3 separate regions of the Homo sapiens genome follow, and regions 2 and 3 are each linked to region 1. A link is a loop called in an ENCODE intact Hi-C map of the cell type or tissue named here. Cell type or tissue: MCF 10A. All regions are shown on one strand.

Evidence for each region. Peaks named below come from ENCODE experiments on the same cell type or tissue, not always from the same donor. Only the 100,000 strongest peaks of a DNase experiment are listed, where the experiment ranks them.
Region 2: it touches region 1 in a loop (21-fold over the local background); 15 of 110 quality-filtered maps call a loop at or near these places.
Region 3: a loop joins it to region 1, with 8 times the contacts of the local background. A loop is called at or near these places in 2 of 110 quality-filtered maps.

What each region holds. Positions count from the first base shown.
Region 1 is chr6:151,331,777-151,339,776 of GRCh38, reverse strand. All of the region lies in intron 3 of AKAP12 (A-kinase anchoring protein 12), which reads right to left. Among named protein-coding and RNA genes, the nearest start is that of ZBTB2, 56 kb to the left of the region's middle. In MCF 10A, a CTCF peak has its summit at 4,764 (motif pointing right); a DNase peak (open chromatin) is centred at 4,766.
Region 2 is chr6:150,813,301-150,821,300 of GRCh38, reverse strand. It overlaps PLEKHG1 (pleckstrin homology and RhoGEF domain containing G1), which reads right to left. Exons shown (of 17, transcript NM_001029884.3): 12 at 3,085-3,118; 13 at 1,527-1,622; 14 at 68-106. Among named protein-coding and RNA genes, the nearest start is that of MTHFD1L, 48 kb to the left of the region's middle. RefSeq lists enhancers at 7,452-7,601, 7,842-7,941. In MCF 10A, CTCF peaks have their summits at 3,292 (motif pointing left) and 6,003 (motif pointing right); DNase peaks (open chromatin) are centred at 3,300, 6,010 and 7,180.
Region 3 is chr6:152,265,051-152,273,050 of GRCh38, reverse strand. It overlaps SYNE1 (spectrin repeat containing nuclear envelope protein 1), which reads left to right. Exons shown (of 146, transcript NM_182961.4): 99 at 3,765-3,896; 100 at 4,886-4,995. Among named protein-coding and RNA genes, the nearest start is that of SYNE1-AS1, 110 kb to the left of the region's middle. In MCF 10A, a CTCF peak has its summit at 4,602 (motif pointing right); no DNase peak of the experiment used is centred here.

The DNA of each region.
Region 1 (8,000 bases):
AGCAGTGGCTGCCAGGGGTTGGGGGAGGAAGGGATGAATACATGAAGCACAGATGATTTTTATGGCAGTGAAGCCATTTTGCATGACACTGTAATGGTGGGTACACATCATTATGTATTGGCCCAAATCCACAGAATGTACACCACCAAGAGTGAGCCCTAATGTAAACTATGGACTTTGGGTGATAACCATGTGTCAGTGCAGGTTCATTGATTGTAACAAATGACCCATTCTGGTGGGGAATGTTGATAAGGGTTGGGGGAGGCTATGCAGACGTTGGGGCAAGGGACACATGGGAATTCTCCGAACTCTCCACTCAATTTTGCTGTGAACCTGAAACTGCTCTTAAAAACAGTCTTTTTAAAAACGGTCATATGACTTGACCAACGTCATATAGGTGTGTGGTATCTCAGGAGGGCCAAAGGCTGGCTGGGTAGTGCTTAGAGTGAAGGCACTAAAGGAGCAAAATACACAGTTTGTCTTTTTGAAAGAAAAGTCAATTTCATACACTTTTAAAGCATAAACATTCTTATTTTCCATAAATCATTACAACTTTTTATAGTTCATAAGCGCCACTTATGGCAAGAACAAGTATTTCGATATGTCAACTCCTACACTTAGATGGAAAAACTGCTTTATGTCTAATGTGGACAGCAATTTGAATTCTATTTCAGTGTGAAAGGCAGAGTTTATTCACAGTTACAGTCATGCATCGTTTTGAAAAGAGTGCATAAATCCTACCCACCCACTCACAGATAGTGATTCAAAAGATCGGCCCGAGCATCCATCAAAGTGAAAGCTGGATAAAGCAAGAATCAATGGGTGCTAAAGTGCTAAATGGAGGAGAGGAGAGGATATTTACATGCTTATTGTTGAAAGGGAGGGAGAAAAGCCCAATTCTACAGTGGAGAAATTGGAAAACACCTTAACATCAGCCTACAAGGGACAGATGGACACCGCGTGCAATACCCTGAGAAGGACACAACATCACCTCTGCAGGATTCTGGCTTAGAATGAGTAACCTATGGCCGGGTGCAGCGGCTCACGCCTGTAATCCCAGCACTTTGGGAGTGCAAGGTAGACGGATCACCTGGAGTCAGGAGTTCGAGACCAGCCTGGCCAATATGGTGAAACCCAGTCTCTAAACACAAAAATTAGCCGGGCGTGGTGGTGGGTGCCTGTAGTCCCAGCTACTCAGGAAGCTGAGGTGGGAGAATCGCTTAAACCCGGGAGGCGGAGGTTGCAGTAAACCCAGATCACGCCACTACACTCCATCCTGGGCAACAGAGCAAGACTCCATCTCGGGGAAAAAAAAAAAAAATGAGTAACCTAACCTAAATTGATATAGGCAAAAGAAACATCAAATAAGGAATGAGTAGAAACGGGGAGGGAACTTATACTTTGAACATATCAAAGTCTAAAAGACAAAAGCTATAGAAGTCTTCCAGATTAAAAGAAGCTAAAAAGACACGACAACACAAAATCTCTGACCCTAGGGTGGATATTGTAATGCAAAGAGGAATGCTTTAAAATGGACATAATTAGATTAGCTGACAAAATTAGAAGCAGATTATAGAAAAGTTCTGTAATAACGTAAATGTATGATATTGATAACTGTCAATAACTGTACTGTGGTTATGAAAGGGAATATCCCTATTCTTGGAGAATACACACTGAAATATTTAGGAGTAAAGGACCATGATGTATATAACTTACTTTCAAATGCTTCCCTAATTTTTTGAGACAAGGTGTCCCTCTATCGCCCAAGCAGGAGTACCATGGCGTCATCTTGGCTCACTGCAGCCTCCGCTTCCAGGGCTCAAGCGATTCTCCAGCCTCAGCCTCCCGAGTAGCTGGGACTACAGGTGTGAGCCACCAACTCCTGGCTAGTTTTTGTATTTTTAGTAGACACAGGGATTTTGCCATGGCTGGCCTTGAACTCCTGAGCTCAAAGCAATCCGCCTCAGTCTCCCAAAGTGCTGGGATTACAGGTGTGAGCCACTGTGCCCAGCCTTCTCCAGTGAATTTATTAATATATCTCATACCTACATGACTTATAACAGAAACCCGTGGACTGATGTTTGTTTTGTTTTCCCAACAAAAAGAAAGTAAATATAGCAAGCGAGGGAAAATGTTGACAATATCCCACTATTTGGGATAGGTGAATCTGAGTAAAGGGTATGGGTGTTCTCTGTATTCATTTTAGTTTTCCAACTTTCTGTATGTTTACAGTTATCTTTCTTTCTTTCTTTTTTTTTTTTTTTCGAGACGGAAACTCTTATTGCCCAGCCTGGAGTGCAATGGCGCGATCTCGGCTCACTGCAACCTCCGCCTCCTGGGTTCAAGCGATTCTTCTGTCCTAGCCTCCCAAGTAGCTGGGATTACAGGCGCCCGCCGCGACGCCCGGCTAATTTTTTGTATTTTTAGTAGAGACGGGGTTTCCACATCTCTACTAAACTGTAGAGACTGGTCTCGAACTCCTGACCTCAGGTGATCTACCCACCTTGGCCTCTCAAAGTGCTGGGATTACAGGTGTGAGCCACCGGACCTGGCCTGAAGTTATTTTTTTTAAAAAATCACTTGGAAGAATGCACTCGGAATTGCAGGTAACTACTAAAAATTATAGAAAACAACAAAATATAGAGTGATGATTTACCCAACCTGATTTTAGAGGAGGCTATCCGATATTTGCTTCACATTACATACCATAATATAAATTTTATCTACGTATTAAACAACAAGAAAACGACTTAACTTTCCCCCACCAAAGAGAGAAAAAAAATTCAGGCAGAGGGGAAGAAAATTAAAGAGCAGAAGTTCTGGGGACAGACTGGTGTTTAAATTTTAGCTGTACCACTTACTAGCACCGGGTCCTTGGGCAAAATCTCTGTTCTTAGACATTTCTCAAAAGAAGACATACAAACGGCAAAGAAACATACAAAAACATTCTCAGCATCACTAATTATCAGAGAAATGCAAATTAAAACCACAATCTTGCACCAGTCAGAATGGCTATTTATTATTTATTTATTTTGAGACAGAGTCTCGCTCTGTCGCCCAGGCTGGAGTGCAGTGGTGTGATCTCAGTTCCACTGCAACCTCCACCTCCTGGGTTCAAGCAATTCTGTCTCAGCCTCCCGAGTAGCTAGGATTACAGCCACATGCCACCGCGCCTGGCTAATTTTTATATTTTTAGTAGAGACGGGGTTTCACCATGTTGGCCATGTTGGTCTTGAACTGCTGACTTCAGGTGATCCACCTGCCTCAGCCTCCCAAAGTGCTGGGATTATAGATGTGAGCCACTGTGCCTAGCCAAAATAGCTATTATTAAAAAGTCAAAAAACAACAGATGTTCGCACAGATGTGGAGAAAAGGGAATATTTATACATTGCCAGTGGGAATGTAAATTAGTAAGAGAGCTATAGAAAACAATATGGAGATTTCTCAAGGAACAAAAAACAGAACTACCATTCCACACAGCAATCCCATTATTTGGCATCTACCCAAGAGAGATAAAATCAGTTTATCAAAAAGATGCCTGCACTTGTATGTTTCTTGCAGCACTATTCACACTAGCAAAGTCATGGAACCAACCCAAGTGTCCATCAAAGTTTGACTGGATAAAGAAAATGTGGTCCATATACACCATGGAATACTATGCAGCCATGAAAAAGAAGGAAATCATGTCCTTTGCAGCAACATGGAAGGATCTGGAGGCCATTATCCTAAGTAAAATAACTCAGAAACAGAAAGTAAAATGCTGCATATTCTCATAAATGGTAGCTAACCAATGAGTACACAGGGACATAAAGATGGAAATAATAGACACTGGGTACTCTAAAAGGGAGGGAGGGTGGAAGGGAAGTGAGAGTTGAAAAATAGTATTGAGTACAATGTTCACCACTCCGGTGACGGGTACACTAGAGCCCAAACCTCACCATTATGCAATATATCCAGGTAACAAACCTATATATGTATCCCCTGAATCTAAACGAAAAATAAGGCCAGGTGCAGTGGCTCACGGGGCTGTAATCCCAGCACTTTGGGAGGCCGAGGCAGGAGGATCGCTTTGGGGTCAGGAGTCTGAGACCAGCTTTGGGCAACACAGTCAAACCCCGTCTCTACTAAAAATACAAAAGTTAGCTGGGCGTGGTGGTGCATCTTATAATCCCAGCTACTTGAGAGGCTGAGGCAGGAGGATTGCTTGAACTTTCGAGGTGGAGGTGGCAATGAGTGGAGATCGTGCCACTGCACAGGTGACAGAGTGAGTCTCCATCTCAAAAACAAACAAACAAACAACAGTAAAAATAAAAATAAAATGAAAATCTCTGTTCTTAGTGTCCTCACCTATAACATAAGTCACTTACATTATAGGTGAGGACACTAAGGCTGGTTATGAGGATGAAGTATCAGTTGGCTTTCTATAAAAATAACAAAAACTTTAATATTTTTGCTTGTTTTCTTCAGAATAGAACGACTTATTTTACTTTTTGCCAATTCCAAACATAATCAGTATAAATTGTAGAAGACTTTAAAATACAGAGAATAGGGAAAATTTTTCATAAGTACAACATCCAGATAATCACTATTTGTGTTGTTTTCTGAATAAAGTCTTCAAAACTAAGACCTAATGGCTGCACAATTTGTTTTTCTGTCCCCATGGTTAGATAATGTCCAATTTTCACCATCACGCTTTGTCAAAAACATTCCCGAGTATAAAATCATTGTCCAAATGCCTGAATGAGTTTTGGACAGAAGAGGGCAGTATTGAACAGCTTTCAGCTCTGCTGAACCAGAAAGCTCTTGATTTTCAGGACCAGAAGTCACTGAAAATCGCCAATACAAAATGTTGAAGGCCGGGCGCGGCGGTTCACGCCTGTAATCCCAGCACTCTAGGAGGCCGAGGCGGGCAGATCACGAGGTCAGGAGATCAAGACCATCCTGGCTACCACGGAGAAACCCCGTCTCTACTAAAAAAATACAAAAAATCAGCCGAACATGGTGGCGGGCGCCTGTAGTCCCAGCTACTCGGGAGGCTGAGGCAGGAGAATGGCGTGAACCCGGGAGGCGGAGCTTGCCGTGAGCCGAGATCGCGCCACTGCACTCCAGCCTGGGCGACAGAGCAAGACTCCGTCTCAAAGAAAAAAAAAAAAAGTTGAGATGCACTCTTTTTTATTTTTTTGAGACGGAGTCTTGCTCTGTCGCCCAGGCTGGAGTACAGTGGCATGATGTCAGCTCTCTGCAGCCTCTGCCTCCAGGGTTCCAGCGATTCTCCTGCCTCAGCCTCCTGAGTAGCTGGGACTACAGGCACTCACCACCACGCCCCGCTAAATATTTCTATCTTTAGTAGAGATGGGGTTTAGCCATGTTGGCCAGGCTGGTCTCGAACTCCTGACCTCAGGTGATCCACCTGCCTCGGCCTCTGAAAGTGTTGGGATTACAGGCGTGAGCCACCGCTCCCAGCTGAGATGCACTTTCAAATCTTGTGAAGCTGAATGTGACATTGTGCCTATTTTTTACCACCCTGACTTCCTGCATCAACATTTCAAGGGGAGAAAAGGAGCACATAATAGTATGTCTCAAGTTAACTCCCTATCTTCTAGTTTTCTTTATTTGCACCATGTAAAGATGCAGATCCCTTTTCTGTTTTTGTTTTGTGTTTGTTTTTGTAGAGATGGAGGAACTGGCTATGTTGCCCAGGCTGGTCTTGAACTCCTGGCTTCAAGTGATCCTCCCACCTCAGCCTCCCAAAGTGCTGGGATTACAGACATAAGCCACAGAGCCTGGCCAGATGCAGGTCCTTTACCCCAAGTATGGGTCAAAGGTGGCCAGGACCCTTCTTCCTGTGCTGACCTCCCCCTCCTCACCTCCTCTTCTTCACTTTTTTCGCTTTCCCCAGCCCAACTGTACATGACACACCAAAATCACCCCCACATTTCCCAGGTTCTTGCTGCAGGTAAAGAGTCCCAAACAAGACCACCATCATTCCCTTCTAGTTTGTGGTGAGCAGAAACCTTTCATTTTTTTTTTTTTTTTTGAAGTCACAGTCTTGCTCTGTTGCCCAGGCTAGAGTGCAGTGGTGCGATCTCGACTGCAGCCTCCACCTCCCGGGTTCAAGCAATTTTCCTGCCTCAGCCTCCCGAGTAGCTGGGACCACAGGCGCCCGCCACCATGCCCAGCTAATTTTTAGTAGAAACAGAGTTTCGCCATGTTGGCCAGATTGGTCTCAAACTCCTGACCTCAGGTGATCCGCTCATGTCGGCCTCCCAAAGTGCTGGGATTACAGGCGTGAGCCACTGCGCCCGGCCTGAGAAAGTATTTTTACATGCTCCCTGCATGCTGGTTGTGAATGAGTTAAAGACTGTAGCTTAGTGAACACAGCGGGAGGCTGTTAAATGCATTATAAAATAGCCTAAAAGATGTGGGGGCGGCAGGCAGGAGAGGCTCAGACCAGAGGCTCAACCCACTCCCACTGCTGGGAGTGAAGGGAGTGATTGATAAGAGGCCTCTAAAAATAATGGAGGGGGCTTCCAGGACAGGCAGCCAGTGCTAACCCGTGCAGGCCTGGCACAGTGGAATCCATTCACAACCACCCTTCATCACAGCTTTCCGTTAGGGCGCTTCTTTTAATTCAAAACTCCTATGGAATTTTCATCTGCCTTAGATTTGTCCGACTGGCTACAAAGAGGAAAACCAAAAAGCTCCATCTTTGATTTGGGATCACTGATATGTGGATGTACTTTTTGGTGCCCCTAAAACCTCCTCTGATTTTGGAGTGGTCTTTTCCACACAATGTATAGTTTTTTAACTCATGTGTGATTGAATGACCCCGCCATTTTTAAACACGCTGCTATCCGCCCAAGTCTCTCCCATGCCCAGAAAGCCCAGTCGTGGTGCTCACGTACTCACTGGTGCTGAGGTTCGGCCAGAAACAATTCCAGCATCCCACTAGGTCACAAAGATGGCCAAAATGTTAAAGGGAGTGGTCGGTGTGTCCCCCGTAGAAGCCTCTGGAGCCCGAATTCACAGGCACCTCCGTCTTCGTACTGTCCTGCTAGTCACTGGTCTTTTCCCACCCTGTAGACACTTCAAAGCGCAGGAAAAAGACTAATCCTTCCAACAGGCCACATACCCATGTGTGATACAGTCTTGTATTGACAGGGCTTTCGACATCAACCATTAGTGAAACAACATCATCCATGCCTTGTTTCTCAAGAGAATATTACTACAGAAACCAAATATTTCTATACCCTTCTTCTGGGTGGAGACACCTAATCACATGCTTGTGTGAGACAGGGTCAATATGCTGAAAACATTACTTGGAAAAGATATGATAATTTTAAAGAAGATGTAGAGAAAGCTTTCATTCACTTAATTTTCTGAATATACCCAAGAAGGAGGGATCTCTGCATGGATATAGTGCATATAAGATGCAGGGCTGGGCCGGGCGCGGTGGCTCACGTCTGTAATCCCAGCACTTTGGGAGGCCGAGGCGGGCGGATCACGAGGTCAGGAGATCGAGACCATCCTGGCTAACACGGTGAAACCCCATCTCTACTAAAAATACAAAAATTTAGCCAGATGTGGTGGCGGGCGCCTGTAATCCCAGCTACTCAGGAGGCTGAGGCAGGAGAATCATTTGAACCTGGGAGGCGGAGGCTGCAGTGAGCTGAGATCATGCCACTGCACTCCAGCAGCCTGGCAACAGAGCGAGACTGTCTCAAAAAAAAAAAAAAAAAAAAACAGACCCAGAACTGGACGTGCTACTCAGTAGGGTCCCAGCTACTTGGGAGGCTGAGACAGGAGGATCGTTGAGCCCAGGAGTTCCAGGCTGCAGTGAGCTATGATCGTGCTACTAGTACTCCAAAACAAAACTTTTTTTTTTTTTTTTTGAGACGGAGTCTCGCTCTGTCGTCCAGGCTGGAGTGCGTTGGTGCAATCTTGGCTTACTGCCAGCTCCACCTCCCAGGTTCATGCCATTCTCCTGCCTCAGCCTCCCG
Region 2 (8,000 bases), 520 kb after region 1:
TTTTTGTGTGGTTTGATTTAGTGAATATCAACAAGAATGAAACAGGAAAATATATTTTACGACTTACCACTGGTCTTCAAAACTTTATGTGACCGTGAGGAAGGTTCTGGGAGACAAAACAAAGCCAGCATCATTGGCAAAACCAAATCAAACCTTTTTCTTTATTCTTTATAAGAGGATTATGAGCCTATTGACAGATTAACAGAGCTCTATAACTTTTGTATCAAATTTAACAAAATCCCCATTGCTCAGAGATACACAGGAGCAAGACATTCACTCTGCTAAAATGGTAGAATAAATGTTATGCTGTGTTATCAGGAGTCACCCAACAGAAAAGCAAAATCTGACTTTTTCAGTCCTGTCAGTAGCAGAGCAGCTTCCTCAGCTTCACTAACACCTATAAGCTGATGATGTTCAATTGTACATTCTTTTTTGGAGACTGAGATTCACTCTTGTCTCCCAGGTTGGAGTGCAATGGTACGATCTCGGCTCCTTGCAACCTCTGCTTCCCAGGTTCAAGTAATTCTCCTGCCTCAGCCTCCCGAGTAGCTGGGATTACAGGTATCTGCCAACATGCCAGGCTAATTTTTGTATTTTTAGTAGAGATAGGGTTTCACCATGTTGGCCAGACAGGTCTCAAACTCCTGACCTCAGGTGATCCTCCCACCTCAGCCTCCCGAAATGCTGGGATTACAGGTGTGAGCCACCGCGCCCGGCCTTATTTGCATTTTTTGTCTCTCGCACCATGAGCTCCTTGCAAGCAGGAGTCACGTGGATTATTTATCCTTGCATTCCTAGTCCTTAGCAAAGCATAAAGTGGGTAATGAATAAAGACTGCTTCAAATAAAACCCCAAACCTGTCTGAACTAAGACAATAGTTCATGGAGTCTGGTGCAGCAAATATGAATTAAAATTTTAGCTTTGGATAATCTTTTGTGTGTGTCACTCATAGGACGTGATTTTTCATTAGCAACAGCAAATACAGCTTAAGTATCTGCATGTCAATGGTAAGATGTACAAAGCAAAATTAGTTGACTGGCATGCTTGATAGTCACTGGGAAACATTAAGTAGAAAAGAGGTTTTTTTTTTTTTAGACAGAGTCTCACTCTGTCGCCCATGCTGGAGTGCAGTGGCACGATCTTGGCTCACTGCAACCTCCGTCTCCTGGGTTCAAGCGATTCTCCTGCCTCAGCCTCCCAAGTAGCTAGGATTATAGGCGCACACCACCACGCCTGGCTAACTTTTATATTTTTACTAGAGATGTGGTTTCTCCAGTTGGCCAGGCTGGTTTCGAACTCCTGACCTCAGGTGACCCACCTGCCTCGGCCTCCCAAAGTGCTAGGATTACAGAGAAAAGAGTTTTAGATCAAAAGCTCATGAGTCCCATCTTAAGGCAGCCGCAAATGTATTCAGACCGGCAGTGAGCTGAGAAACCAGACAGAACATTCCCTTTTGTCAGACTCAAAGGGACTTTCATTGCCAGTCCCCCATTAGAATTAAATTTTTATGACAACATCTTACTTACCAGATTTTCTTCTCAGCCGATATGGAGCAGAACCTTCTTTAGAGCCGAACAGTGCTTTCGTCCCTCCCTCAGGACTGTAACAGAAGCCTGGATGATCTGTAAAGATAACCACGTGCATCAGTGGGACTGTGGTGTCAGGGGCTTCTCAGAAAATGGTTATGGCTAGTGTAGATTTATATGGATTTATTATTATTATTATTATTATTTTTGAGACAGAGTCTTGCTCTGTCACCCACGCTGAAGTGCGGTGGCATGATCTCGGCTCACTGCTGACCTCCACCTCCCAAGTTCAAGTGATTCTCCTGCCTCAGCCTCCCGAGAAGCTGAGACTACAGGCGCGTGCCACCATGCCTGACTAATTTTTGTATTTTTAGTAGAGATGGGGTTTCAACATGTTGGCCAGGCTGGTCTTGAACTCCTGACCTCAGGTTATCCACCCACCTCGGCCTCCCAAAGTGCTGGGATTACAGGTGTGAGCCACCATGCCCGGCCTATATGGATTTATTCTTTTTCATCTGACATGGATATGATCCTCCTCCCATAATTGCTGCTGTATATGTATCTCAGGGCTTTTTGTTTACATTGGGACTTCTAGGAGTCTATTAGCTGGGATGACAGGCGTGAGCCACCACACCCGGCCAAAAAAAAAAAAAAAAAATCCGAAGGCAATTTCTGCAGGTAAAATGTTGATGTCTAGAGAATACAGCCTAGCACTCCGCTGGGGAGCTCTGGGCATCATTTCTCGGGTCTGTTGGATGCGAGATGGGAGCCTCAGCTGCAGCGATGGTGGGAATGCACCTGTTTCCACTTTGCTGATGCTGCTTTTCCCCCTGGGGAGTTAACAAGTGCCAGGCTGGAGGGAAGGGAATCAACGTTTGCACTTGATTCCTCGAAGTAAGGTCTTATGAAAGGGTTAAGTAAAGTAGAAGTGTTTTCAGTACAAGTTTCCAGCAGACCTGACTGCATTTAAAGCCACTGTTTTCTCTTTTTATTCTATTTAATCTGAAAAATAACAAAGATGTGATAACTGCTGTTGAATAAGGTCTTATTTAATAGGAAGGACCTGTAACATTTATTCTCTCCTGCTTTTGTAAGCCTAGAAATATATGCACATATGTGGGGTGGTTGTGATTTTAGAAGTTTCTGCTGCATCAGGAAAACCAATACTACGAAGTGATTGCGATTCTTGCAGATAATCAACATTTTGTTAGGGATGAAGTGAGAAATGCATTGTTAAGCTCTGGTTTTTGGTGGTGGTAGAGGTTGGGGCAGGGGTAGGGGTAGAGTTGACCCTGGAGACATAACTGACATTGTTAGTTGATGCAGAAACCCCAACAGTGGCCAGCCATCAAGGGACTCAGATAAACCTGGGAGAACCAATGTAGAAACAAGTCAATGTGCTTAGAAGGGATTATACTGTCTACCCAATTTGTGAAAACAGTGAATAGAGAGATACTATTTTCTAACAATCGACATTTTCATGAACTTTAAGATAGAAAATGTGATAGATACAAACAGACAATGAAATTTCAAATTGTTTTAAGGAAATAAAACTTACGAATGGCATCCATTTCAAGGATTGCTTGCTTGGCCTGAAAGAGAGAAAGTAGAGCTGTAATTCCAATTGCTTTTTTTTTCTTTAAACTCCAAATCTCAACACAGATCTTATCCCACCTGAATAAATAGATTTTTAAAAACGTTTAAAAACTCGCTATTTATGTTAAGCATTTACACACAGTGCAGGGAATTCAAGCAGATGAGCGCCCTCAAGTGGGTAATAGCTGCTACACCATCAAGGCACCGGAGCTAAGACTGCACCCCCAATCCTGTGAAAGAGGAGGGAGGGAGGCTGGTTCCGAAGCCTGGCTGATCATCAGCACTCATTGGCCAGCTTATTAAAAATGCAGATTCTCGGCTGGGCGCGGTAGCTCACGCCTGTAATCCCAGCACTTTGGGAGGCTGAGGCGGGCAGATCACAATCACAAGGTCAGGAGTTCAAGACCAGCCTGGCCAATATGGTGAAACCCCGTCTCTACTAAAAATACAAAGATTAGCCAGGCATGGTGGCGGGTGCCTGTAATCCCAGCTAACAGGGAGGCTGAGGCAGGAGAATCGCTTGAACCCAGGAAGCGGAGGTTGCAGTGAGCCGAGATTGAGCCACTGCACTCTAGCCTGGGCGACAGAGCAAGACTCCGTCTCAAAAAAAAAAAAAAAAAAAAATGCAGATTCTTGCCACCCAACCCTGATCTACTGACTCAAAAGCTCAAGGCACGGAGCCTGGTATCTTTATCACCAGCCCTCACCATGACACTATGGCCTTGTAACTATTTTGAGTTAATTGCAAAATGGCTGCTGGAAGTTTCCTCTCATTGTTGTCTTTCCTCCTGCAGAATGCTGTGATTATCATGAGCTAAGTCTCTCTGTTTCCCCAACTCCCTGCACCTCCCATCTCTTCTGTGTGCCCCAGAATCTCCCAGAGTGAGACGGCCCTGAAGGACAATGTCTGTGATCCCAGCTCAGGCACTTCACTAGGTGGGTGCTCTCCGAGCTCAACTGGACAGTGGGATCAGGGAGCCTCTCTTTCAGAATGGTCATTAGGATTCAATGATCAGCTCAACTGGTGAGTTCCACCCACTCTCCTAGGGCAGGGGTCCCCAACCCCCGAGCCACAGACTAGTACTAGTTCGTAGCCTGTTAGGAACTGGGCCGCACAGCAGGAGGTGAGTGGTGGGCAAGCGAGAGAAGCTTCGTCTGGATTTACAGTGGCTCCTCATGGCTCGCATTACAGCCTGAGCTCTGCCTCCTATCAGATCAGTGGCAGCATTAGATACTCATAGGAGTGTGAACCCTACTGTGAATTATGCATGCGAGGGATCTAGGTTGCAGCACTCCTTGTGAGAATCTAATGCCTGATGATCTGAAGTGGAGCTGAGGCAGTGATGCTAGCACTGAGGAGCAGATTAACGTTAGCAGAGAGGTTTGACTGCACAGAGACCATAATAAATCAATTGCTTGCAGATTCATATCAAAACCCTGTCAGTGAGTGTCAAGGAGCAATTAAGCTGCATCTGGTGGCAGGCTTTATCGTGGCAAGTGAGTTGATGTACTTCAATTGTACAGCTGCATCTGGTGGCCTTAAAAGTATGTTTGAGGCCGGGCGTGGTATCTCACGCCTATGATCTCAGCACTTTGAGAGGCTGAGGCGGGCAGATCACGAGGTCAGGAGTTCAAGACCAGCCTGACCAACACGGTGAAACCGTCTCTACTAAAAATACAAAAATTAGCTGTGCGTGGTGGTGTGTGCCTGACATCCCAGCTACTCAGGAGGCTGAGGCAGGAGAATTGCTTGAACCTGGGAAGGCAGAGGTTGCAGCACCACTGCACTCCAGCCTAGGCAACAGAATGAGACTCCATCTCAAAAAAAAAAAAAAAAAAAAAAAAAAAAAAAGTATGTTTGAGACAACTTCAAACCTCCTTACATTCTGGATTAAAGTCCAGGCGAATATCCTGAGATTGCCACAAAAGCACAAAAGCCTGCTTCCATTTCCAACATCCTATCTTTGTGAAGCAGGGTTTTCTGCAGTGACAGTGACCAAAATAAGATGAGAGCAGACTGGACATAAGCAACACACTTGGGGTGTCGCTGTCTCCCATCACCCCCAGATGGGACTGTCTAGTTGCTCAGGGCTAGAACAAGCTCAGGGCTCCCACTGATTCCACATTATGGTGAGCTGTAGAACGATTTCATTATATATTACCATGTAGTAATAGAAATAAAGTGCACAATAAACGTAATGTGCTTTCATCATCCCAAAAGCCTCCCCCTGCCTCCATCCGTGGAAAAATTATCTTCCACAAAACCAATCCCTGGTGCCCAAAAGGTTGAAGACCACTGTCCTAGGGGATTGTAGCCTTTCTTGCCTCTTTAAAGTTATTTTCATTTTTTAAGGGTAGTATAATTTAACCTACAAAACACTATGCTAAAAATAACTTTTAAAATAATTTTACTCTATTTTGCTACCATCTGTGATATCCCAGTACAAATATTTCGGCTAAGTGGCGATCACGTTTAGTGAAAAAGTGTGGGGCTTGGGGGAGCCTCAACACAGTCACCTTAGAGAAAACAAATGCTTCAATTTTTGTAACCTGATAGCTATCTCTCTCATACATTCAGAGTTTGAGATTATGAGTTGAAATTACTTGCAAACACAAATGTTAGCTCAGTCTCTCTCTGGGAAGTGCAATTACAGAAACATACTAATATATAAAATGCAAAATACCTTCACCTTTATTTTCAATTAATTTGGAGAAGAGTTAAATTTATTTACCACATATACTAATGGGCAATATGGCTATTTCCAAGAAGTTCCCTGGTATCTGTAAAGCTGACTTCAAGAATTTTTTTTTGTCTGGACATTTAATTTTTAAAGTACTGTTTCCAGGATTTCCACTAGGTGTCAGCCAAGGACCATCATTGAATTAAAAGAACGGAAGGCAGCTGGGAGGCTGTAACTAATGAGTTTCCCACAGCTGTGTTGACATTATTAGACTGGTGATACATTTCTTGATGTTTAAAATTTCCCACTATGCATTCATTTCACAGAAATAATAGAAATACATTTTGAAAACTTTAGGAAAATAAGAAATAATCTCGAGGAAAGATGTGGAAAGTTCACTTTAATGATAATCCTGCTTAAATAGAAAATTATGATTACATTATAGTGAATAAAGTATATTAGACAAGCGTGTTTGAGGCTGGGTGTGGTGGCTTGTGCCTGTAATCCTAGCACTTTGGGAGAGGCTGAGGCAGGTGGATCACTTGAGGCCGGGAGTTCGAGACCAGCCTGGCCAACATGGTGAAACCTCATCTCTACTAAAAATACAAAAATTAGCCAGGTGTGGTGGTGTGCGCCTGTAGTCCCAGCTACTCGGGTGGCTGAGGCACAAGAATACTTGAACCCAGAAGGTGGAGGTGGCAGTGTGCTTTTTCTTGTATGGAGATTGCACCACTGCACTCCAGCCTGGGTGACAGAGTGAGACGCTGTTTCAAAACAAAACAAAACAAAAAAAGGTGTTTTTATTGCCAGTGGGAATAATGTGGTTAGGATGCTCTTTGGAGCCAGATAGACCAATCCAGGCTTGGTCATGTACTAGTTATATAAACTTGGGCAGTTTATTTAATGTCTCTCAGCCTCTGTTTTTATTTTTTCTAGAATGGGAAGAATAAGAACTACCTCATAACATATTTTGGTGAGGGTGAAATAAGAATATAAAGTACTCAGCACAGTGTGTATGCTCAATAAGTTGTAACTGAAAAGATGTTTTTAGATAGAAAGGATCGACAACTTGGGGAGAAAGTACGATGTTATATTGACTATATTAACCATTTGAATACTTAAAGGGAACTTCCTGAGGCACACACGCCTAGCGTGGGAGAAAGACAGGTATGTAAGGGGGTCTCATTTTGTAACTGCCTTTCAGAATCTTGTTAGCAATTTTGATTTTCCCAGCAGACAGGTAAACAATGGGTGGGGCCCATCAAAGATACTCTGCCATTGCTCAGAAGGGCATTCTAAGGCACCAGGCCAGCAACAAAATGACTAATCATAAAGAAAATGCAGTCCCCTCTCTGCATGAGCTCCCTTTCATCTCATAACACCCTGACGAAATGAAAACTCATGCTTAGGTCCAAGTCCACACCTATGCACATTCATTTCCTGAGGACCAAATCATTGCTGGCAGTCCTGAGAACAAGCTTCAAATGCTTGTCAAAATATACAGAGAACAAAACAGACTGTCCCCTTTCTCAGAAATCTCAGCCCTTATTTTCCACCCAGTTCAATTTTCATGATCATCATCCCATTGTCTGCTCCACCTCACTCCTCCCAGCCCCAACTTGGACTGTTTCACCATCCATGTGAATAATCCACCCACCACCCTAGTTCCTTGACCACTTTCTAATGACCTTTTCCTCCACTCCAGAGCAGCAGCACAGAATCAGAGCCACCTCCAGAACCTGATCACACTCAAAACCGTCCCACCTCTAAGGCAGGACTCCAAAAGTCCCTTCTTCAATTACAGATTAGGGTATTTCCTTCTCTCTCACATTAAGTCCTGCTGAACCGGGCTTTATGACAATACTGCAGTCCCTCACCCCACGCCTCTGTCGCCAGCTGGTTTTCCTCTTCACTCAGCCTAATGTCATGCCCAATTACTGCAACTGCGTGCTCACTGGCACCCTCCCCACCCCCGCCCTGGGAACCTTCCCCTACCAGCTCTGCCGGTTCCCAACCTGGAGGAACCCACACACACCACGGTTTTCACCAGTAGTTTCCAAGCTGCTGAGCAGATTTTGAAATGACGTCATCACACTGATTCATGGGGGCCAGCCTCAGTTGGGTCTTTGATGTCTTTCACAGGCTATTCTAGTCATCTCTAGTGACTGGTCCATTTTGTTTTTTTTTTTTTTTGAGA
Region 3 (8,000 bases), 930 kb before region 1:
AATGAAGTTCCCAGCATATAAAATATTACTAGATCTTTTAAAATAATTAGAGCTTCCTGGAAGATTGTTTTTCCATCTGTGGGAAGAAAAGGAGCCCTGTTTACATTATTATTGCCATGAAAAGGATCATGTCCCTTTATGTAGAAAACTAAAAATAATTTGGAGTTAATCTGAAATTAACTAAAGTTAATTGCAGAAAACAAATCATCCATTAAATGCAGCCCTCAGCAATGTTAATGCTCTTTAATTGGGGCTTGGATGATTCAGGAGGGTTGGAATACCTTCCTAAGTCTGTAAGCACACCATTACTTAGTGCTACTGAAGCTGGGAGATGGTAATACCTCTTACCTCCATTCCTTTTAACTAATTTGACTTGCATGGGTATCAGTGAATGACTATGCTTTTTTGTTTCCTATCAAATAGACTGCTTCTCTATGTGAAGATCTTAAGGGCATGTAGTAAGATCTCCTGAATTACGTGGTATCTTCATGAAGCTGGGTCTTTTTCACACATTATCATTCATTAAAAGAACAGAGAGATTGCCCCATAAAATAATAAAAAGCTTTATAAAGAAATGTTTTATGTAATGTTTAGCACTGCCCAGTCCTCATTCATCTTCCAAGGAATGTTCCTGGCAAAAGTGGTTACTGTTCTAGTATTTCCAAAATAAAGTTTATGTAGCCCCACCCAGTGGGGACTGGTGACAGAAACCGCCTAACCTCTGCATTCCCTAGGCATGGCAGAAAACTGTTATCACACCTCAGAGAAAGTAATTACCATAATTACATTCCTTCTGGCTGCACCTTCTTATCCCCAGGGGAAAGAGAATGAAATTTGAACTGGATTCTTAATCATGGTTTGCTTCCTGTGGTCCAAGTCTTATGTTTCACAATGACTAAATCATTCAGAGAAAAATTCACTCACTGAAAAACTGAGTCTAACCGCATAGAATCTGAATATATATCTGTGCATATAAAAGTGAGGAAGTTGTTAAGACCTAACATTTCGATTGTCAGTGTTCCAAATCCAAATTTGGTGTAAGGAACTTGAGCCAACCTCTCTCAATCAGACCATAGTAACTGGTGTAGAAGAGCGTGTTGGGCTCAGGGCTCGGAGAATTTTCCAAGGGAGTCTTCAGGCCGGGCTCTGAAAAACAAATTTTTGCTGAAGAGAAAAGCAGAGAGGAAGTGGCCTGGATCCCACAAAAGCAAGTCAGCAGGTCATGGCCAGGGCCACTACTTTGGCAGCTGGAGCAGCTCTGATGGGGACAACTTTCAGTCTCGTCCACTGATTTCTTGAGGCCATTTTCTATGGGTTCCTTTTGAACTGCTGTTTCAACTTTGCTTGGAAGAACCAGGATCTTTTAGAGCTTATTCTTAGAAGGTGGTGGAGTCTTAGATGAGAGAGAATCTGTTTTCATGCAGAAAATCATGGGTTCCAGTTCTGGGAGAATGCCCATCCACCCAAACTTCCCATCTCTAGGAAAATCACTGCTTATCTTTGAGAAATTCCGCAGAAGGTGGAGAATTTAGTGTCACTAGTCACCCATTCTGAAGGTCTTGCAAAATGCAACTAGCATATATTAGACCATTGCACCCCCGTTGTTCTACCTAAACTGCAATCTCTGGCTGGATCATCTGAAAGGAAAGGAAGTACCTCTGAGCTCGGGTGGGCTCAGAATCTGGGAGAAAGTTTTATATACTATTACCTACAGGTTTTTACTGTTCATTTAGCTTCAAGCACCGACACCGCCTTGCAAAGATAAAGATAAAGTCTATTAGACAATTTAATCATGAGATTCTAATGAAAAAAAGAAGAAACAGAAAGGTAAACAGATCCCATCTATTTCCCTAAAATGGTGAGTATAAAACTCTGAAAATAGGAGAGCGAGAGAAGGGTCTCTGTGGGCAGTTAGGTTGGATGAGCTGGAATGGCTGGGTCCCATGTTGTGCTCAGACATTGCAAAGAACAACCAGGGGCAGGCGAGCAGCAGCTCCAGAAATAGATGGCAGGAGGCTCCTCCGTGGAAGCAACCTGTAAAATATCCTTCCTCTGCCCCATGGTACGCCAGCCCTGCTGTCCTCTTCACTGCTCTGTTCTCTCTGAAATGGCAAATTTCTTTCACCTTAGGGTCTTTGTGCCAACTGTTCCCTGGGTCTGAATGCCCTCACTCTAGATCTTTGCAAGGCTGGTGGTCTCTCGTCATGCAGAGTGCAATTGTCTCTTCTAAAGATGCTTCCTTAGGCCTCCCTAAAACTTTCTATCCCATTATCAGTCTCTGTAGGCCTTATCTTCAGCTCAGTTATCTGTTTGTTTATAGTCTAACTCCCCACCAGGGCCCTCATCTGGCTTCCAAAACACTCCCAGCTTCTAGAACAGTGTCTAGTGAGTGCTTATTAAGTAGTGAATGAGTTATATTGAAATTATAATTTATCCTTTGACAGATGAATCTATGTGAGTAGAAAAGCTCTCATTCAGAACTAATCCCATTTGATGTGCAACATTTTAGGGCCTTTCAAATTCCATTAGAATAATCAGGCAGGAAGGATCAACTCTTGCCTAGGTGCTGAGTCATTACTTTGGTCTTTCTCCTTTAGTCAGACTTTCTCCAAGCCAGCTTAGCAATGGGCCAGTTTCTGGTGATGGTGATGGAGGGAGTGAAGGGTACTTTTTCAGAGATCTCACCTTTAATAATCACACCACTGACCTCTCAAGGCTCAATTAAGCTTTGAATTTGTAAAATGGTAACCACACGTGCCCACAGTAAATGACTTTTTTTAATGTGCTAATTGATGGTTCTGAAAGAAAGACTCTTAAAGAGTTTTCATCTTTGAGTACAGTCTATTAATTATGTAGGTCAGTCTATAAATATTATTATATAAACAGCAGACTCTCAAAGATAGAGAATTCTAGGAATAATTTAAATCTATCGCCCTAGTAGGGTAGACACAGAAGGTTTACACAGACCAGTATCAGGGATGAGGCTTCCTGCCTAGTTCAGTGTCTTGGGACTTGAGTTACTGTGGTGGAGGTGAGGCTCTGTGACATAGAGGTCAAGACCTGGTCTGTGAAAGGTGGAACAGAGGATGTCCAGCCGGCCTGGGAAACCCTTGTTTAGACTCCTTGCCTCTATGCTGCAGTACATTTTCTCCCATATGAACTGAGAATCAAATTTAAGTTCTTACTGAATTCCAGAGAGTATGATGCCTTACAGAACAGTGAACTTTTTGCTTCTCAAAGACATTAAAATGTCTTTGATTAATAATCTTTTAGAAAAATTTTTAGGAAGATTATTCTAAAAATCTTTCATTGTCTGGACCTGGATTAGAGAAAGTGACATAAGGCAGGGTAATGCTTTCACGGGAGAGACACAATTATTGTGGGTAATGATCATTTGAGAAACAGTTTACCTTTGTGTGACTTAAAAAACAAACTCATCAAAGGATCTTGAGTTATGTTTTTGTGGAAAAAAAATCTGGAATATCTGATGACCACATTGGTCAGCTAAAAGACTAACCTCTAAATATATGGGTTTTCCCCTCAAACAGTTCTATGTGTGATTATCTGTATGTTGTTCTTGCTCCTGCAAATGCCATAACTTAGATGGGTTTTGTGTTACTGTTTTTTTTAAAAAATGTGGTTTCACATCCCAGTGGAGCCACTTTGGTATCATTACATAGATCACACCAAAGTAGCCTTCTCTCCCCTTTGGTTAAGGTTTTCCGGTGTGTAGCATGACTTGATTTCTGCCTCGTTAAAAGCAGGGAACAGCACAGGAGAAGGAGGAGAGCGATGTTGACCTAACAGCCACGCAGAGCCCCGGCGTCCAGGAATGGCTGGCCCAAGCTCGCACCACATGGACCCAGCAGCGGCAGAGCAGTCTCCAGCAACAAAAAGTAAAGTGTTTCCTACCTCTCTCTAGCTTGCAGATCTGCCCAGAGAAGAACCTGAGAGGCATATTTCAGAAGGACAGACAAGTTGCTTCTGTACTAAAGACAGAGTGTCTCTTTATCTTCTCTTTGAATGAAGCAAGATGTTGGTGTTTCAGTGTATTGACTCATGACCACTGGGATGATTGGTCATTTGAAAATCCAGTCTTTAAGAAAAGCTTGTGTTTAGGTTTACAAATAGTGTAACATGGCTCTCATCTTCTTTACCAGAGATACCTATTCTGTTTTCAGATTTGCCCTCTGAATCTATTTAATTTTAATATAAATCTCAGGAAAGCCTTTTGAGGTTTGGTGAAAGTGTAAGTTGCATGTTTGTTATTTTTTTTAATGAATGCAGTTTGTATTTTTACTTTCAAGTAGATGTCGTTACAAAATAGGATTGCTAATTGTTGCCTAGTGAAACAAATGAACTTTGATGAATAAGAATGATTTCTCATTGGTACCTTAACTGTATGTAAAAAGCATATTCAAATATTTTATTTTCTCAAATAACAAGAGGATTTATTATAAATAATGAAGAATTAAAGCCAAATCTATTGATAACCTAATTTATCAATTAAGTGGAGAACTTAAAAAGCCACTTTTCCCAAGGATCTATCCTTTTAGCATGACAATATTGATTTTGAAAAATGAGAGTACATTTTGTACCACTTGAGGGCACTATTGCCCGGCAAAATTTTCTTTTCCCATTGGTGGTTTTTTTTTTTTTTTTAACCCCCAGATTTTTCAGAGGTATCCTGTATCAAAGCAAAAGAACACTACAGAGTACTTTGGAGACACATTTGAATATTTACATAAACCTCATGCTTTATGCAATATGCAAACTTAAAAGCTCACTACCGAAGTTCTCTGAGAATTTTATAGCTAGAACTATGATTGTAGGCAATAATCATAAAGTAGCAAATGTGTTTGCGTTTGTCCTTTCCCTTGAGCAGGAGTTAGAACAGGAATTAGCCGAGCAGAAGAGTCTCCTTCGCTCAGTAGCCAGTCGTGGAGAGGAGATTCTAATTCAACATTCGGCGGCAGAGACCTCTGGTGATGCTGGGTATGTTTCAAAATGCTTCCATTTTCTCTTCATTGTGTTTCCCTGACATTTGAAGAAAAGTAAACATCTCACTCAAAATTTTATTTTAAACATCTTCTGCAAAATTTAGTCATCTTATTTTTACTTTAGGGTAGTAAATGTACCTGCATTTTGAACATTCTGTTGCATTGCCTGAGCATAGCGCCTGTAGTAAGCTTACTTGTTTGCCCTCCTTCCAGCCTGCGCAGCCTATCTGTCCAAAGATGCTCATGAGTTCATCTTTTTAATCGAATAAGAAATGCATTATAAATGAGATGCATGATGTTTCTAACTGAATGATTGTATCTCACTGGAGAGCATTCTCTCTGTAAGAGCTTATCTTGCCCTAACAACATTCTAAAAAATAAATGCAGGGGCCCGTTAAATATTTTGAAATCTTGGTCTGGAGTGAAGACTTTCAAAGTCTTCTACACAGAAGAGTCAAGAAAAATTAAGGAAGTTGGAGAATTTTCAAGTTGAAGACTTTTATTTAAAAGGTCATAGAGGAATTGCAGCAGTGTGGAAGCACCACTATATTTTGAGGCAGGTCTGAGTTTTATTCTAGTTCCACGAAGGTCACTTTGGAAAAGTCACTCGACTGTGAGCCTCCTCTGTAGAATTTAGAATAATAATCCACTAAGGTCATCACAGAAGTTTTGTGATAATTATGAATGTCAACTGAGAGGATATACAGGAAAACTTTCTTTGAAATCTAAAACATAAAAAAAAAAGTTTTCATGCAACCTCTGTGTTTATGTATTACTAAAAGTTGTAATTTGGTAGTATCCTTTGGCAAATAACTTTGACTCCATTTCCCATTTCTGAATAGTCATTTTTTAGGGGAAGTAACATAAAGGAGGAAATATGTATTATGAAGGTGGTTTTGGAAATATTATTTGTAATACCAAATAATTAAAAAGACATAAATGCTCACTACTATAAAAAAGTTGAAGAAAATTTTATACATATATAATCTTAACCAAAAGTGATGTAACCGTATCAAAAAATAAATGTATGATGCTAAGTAAAAATGTGATATAAAGTTGAAAGTAGAGTATGTGTGTAGATAAGAACTAGAATAGACCGTCAATAATAAAAAAAACATTTTAGAGATGGACGACATAGGAATTAAACTTTTTTTTTGCAGTTTAATCAGTGCTGACATATGACGTCAATGCTGACTACGTACAGTCTGTTACATATACACACACATATATACATATATACGAATTCTGAGGGCAAGTGATAGGAGAATAAACAAACTAAAATGCAATTGCAGCAGATATATTGTGACAAAAAATGTAGGAAATAGGAAGGCATTCAAGAAAAGGAAAACAAAACAAAAATCTGTGAAAGTTTTGACATGGCTAATAAATATCAATGTAAAAGAATAGGAATGAATAGTATTATGGCATCTATAAGCAGGGACTGACTTTAAATAACCCTAAAACTGTAAAAATTGCCTTAAAAATATAAAGGAGTTTAAAAACTGTCTGTTGTGTATCATGCTTAAAGATGCTGATTAGACCATGAATATGTGTCTGTAATAAACCCGAAGTGAGACTGTTTCTTTCATGTTGATTGAGCCAAGACTTGCCTTCACGTTACATTCCAGGTCCTCTAAAATGTTTACTTATCTTGCATAGTTTTCTGAATATTTTTGCCAAACAAATATTTTGACAAAGAACCCATCCAGCATTGCTTCCTCTCTGTATGTATCATCACTAAAGGAGCAGAAGGGATCTTCTGCAACTTTATTACCATATATATTTTTTTCTTTCCTTGGCCTTTAGCTTTGGAAAGGACCTAAATGAAATACAAACAACTGTAAGTTACTCTTTCAAATATAAAAAATATTTTAAAAATAAATTTGCAGTGCAGTACTGGCTTTCTATATAAGATCCACTTTAAAGACTACTTATAAATTCTTTAACTTTTACACAAATTTTTAAGAAACTTCACCTTTATATGCAGTTGATAACAGCTCAGCCTGTTTTCAAGCCTTTGGGTACCAGGCAAACAATTAACCATGAATTAATGATATCTACATTCCAAAGTAAATATATATGTATATATATATAAACCTTGCTAGGAAAAAGCCTGATATTCAGCCCTTAACTTGCCAGCTGCTTTTCTAAGACTATAAATGTGACTTGGTTTGTGTGAGGAAACCTCTGTGGGAAGGGCATGACCTACTTTATAGAGTCACACATTTGCCGTGTAAGGAATAAGTACTATGTTACTTGTCGAGGGTTGATGGAGGGTGCCTTCCAAGATTACTAAGGAAAAACAACTGGAAATTTGTTGATGTCAATATAAAAGGAAAGAAGAATAATTTTCATGGGGAACAAAAGGCTATGTTTTAAAAGGTTTGCTACTGGTGTTGTACGTGTGTCAATGATTAAATGTAAGACTATAAATATTAAATATTCCTCTGGTTTTATTACAAATTTTTATGTAAATACAAATGAATTAAAAGTGCTATACTATAGGCTATTACCACAAAAGAAAAAAGCAATAAAGAAATTTAACCTCATAGGAACTTCAAAGCTTTTTAAAAATAATTTTTAGAAAATAGAAAAATTCAGATACTAATATTATAGACACTCAACTGAAGGTATCAATTATGTTTTGGCATTTTTTTCACTCGCCATTATTTTTTGAGATATATGCATGTTGAGATATAGATCTAGTTCTTCATTTTAACTGTTTAATAGTATTTTATTTTGTGAACATAATTTATTCACCCATTTTCTTATTGCTGGATATTTGCACTATTGCCATTGCCATTATTATTATTGTTACTATTGCTTTTTTTTTTTTTTTTTTTCTGAGACAGAGTCTTGCTGCGTTGCCCAGGCTGGAGTGCAGTGATGCGATCTCAGCTCACTGCAACCTCTGCCTCCCGGGTACAAGTGATTCTCCTGCCTTAGCCTCTCGAGTAGCTGGGATTACAGGTGCCCACCACTATGCTTGGCTAATTGTGT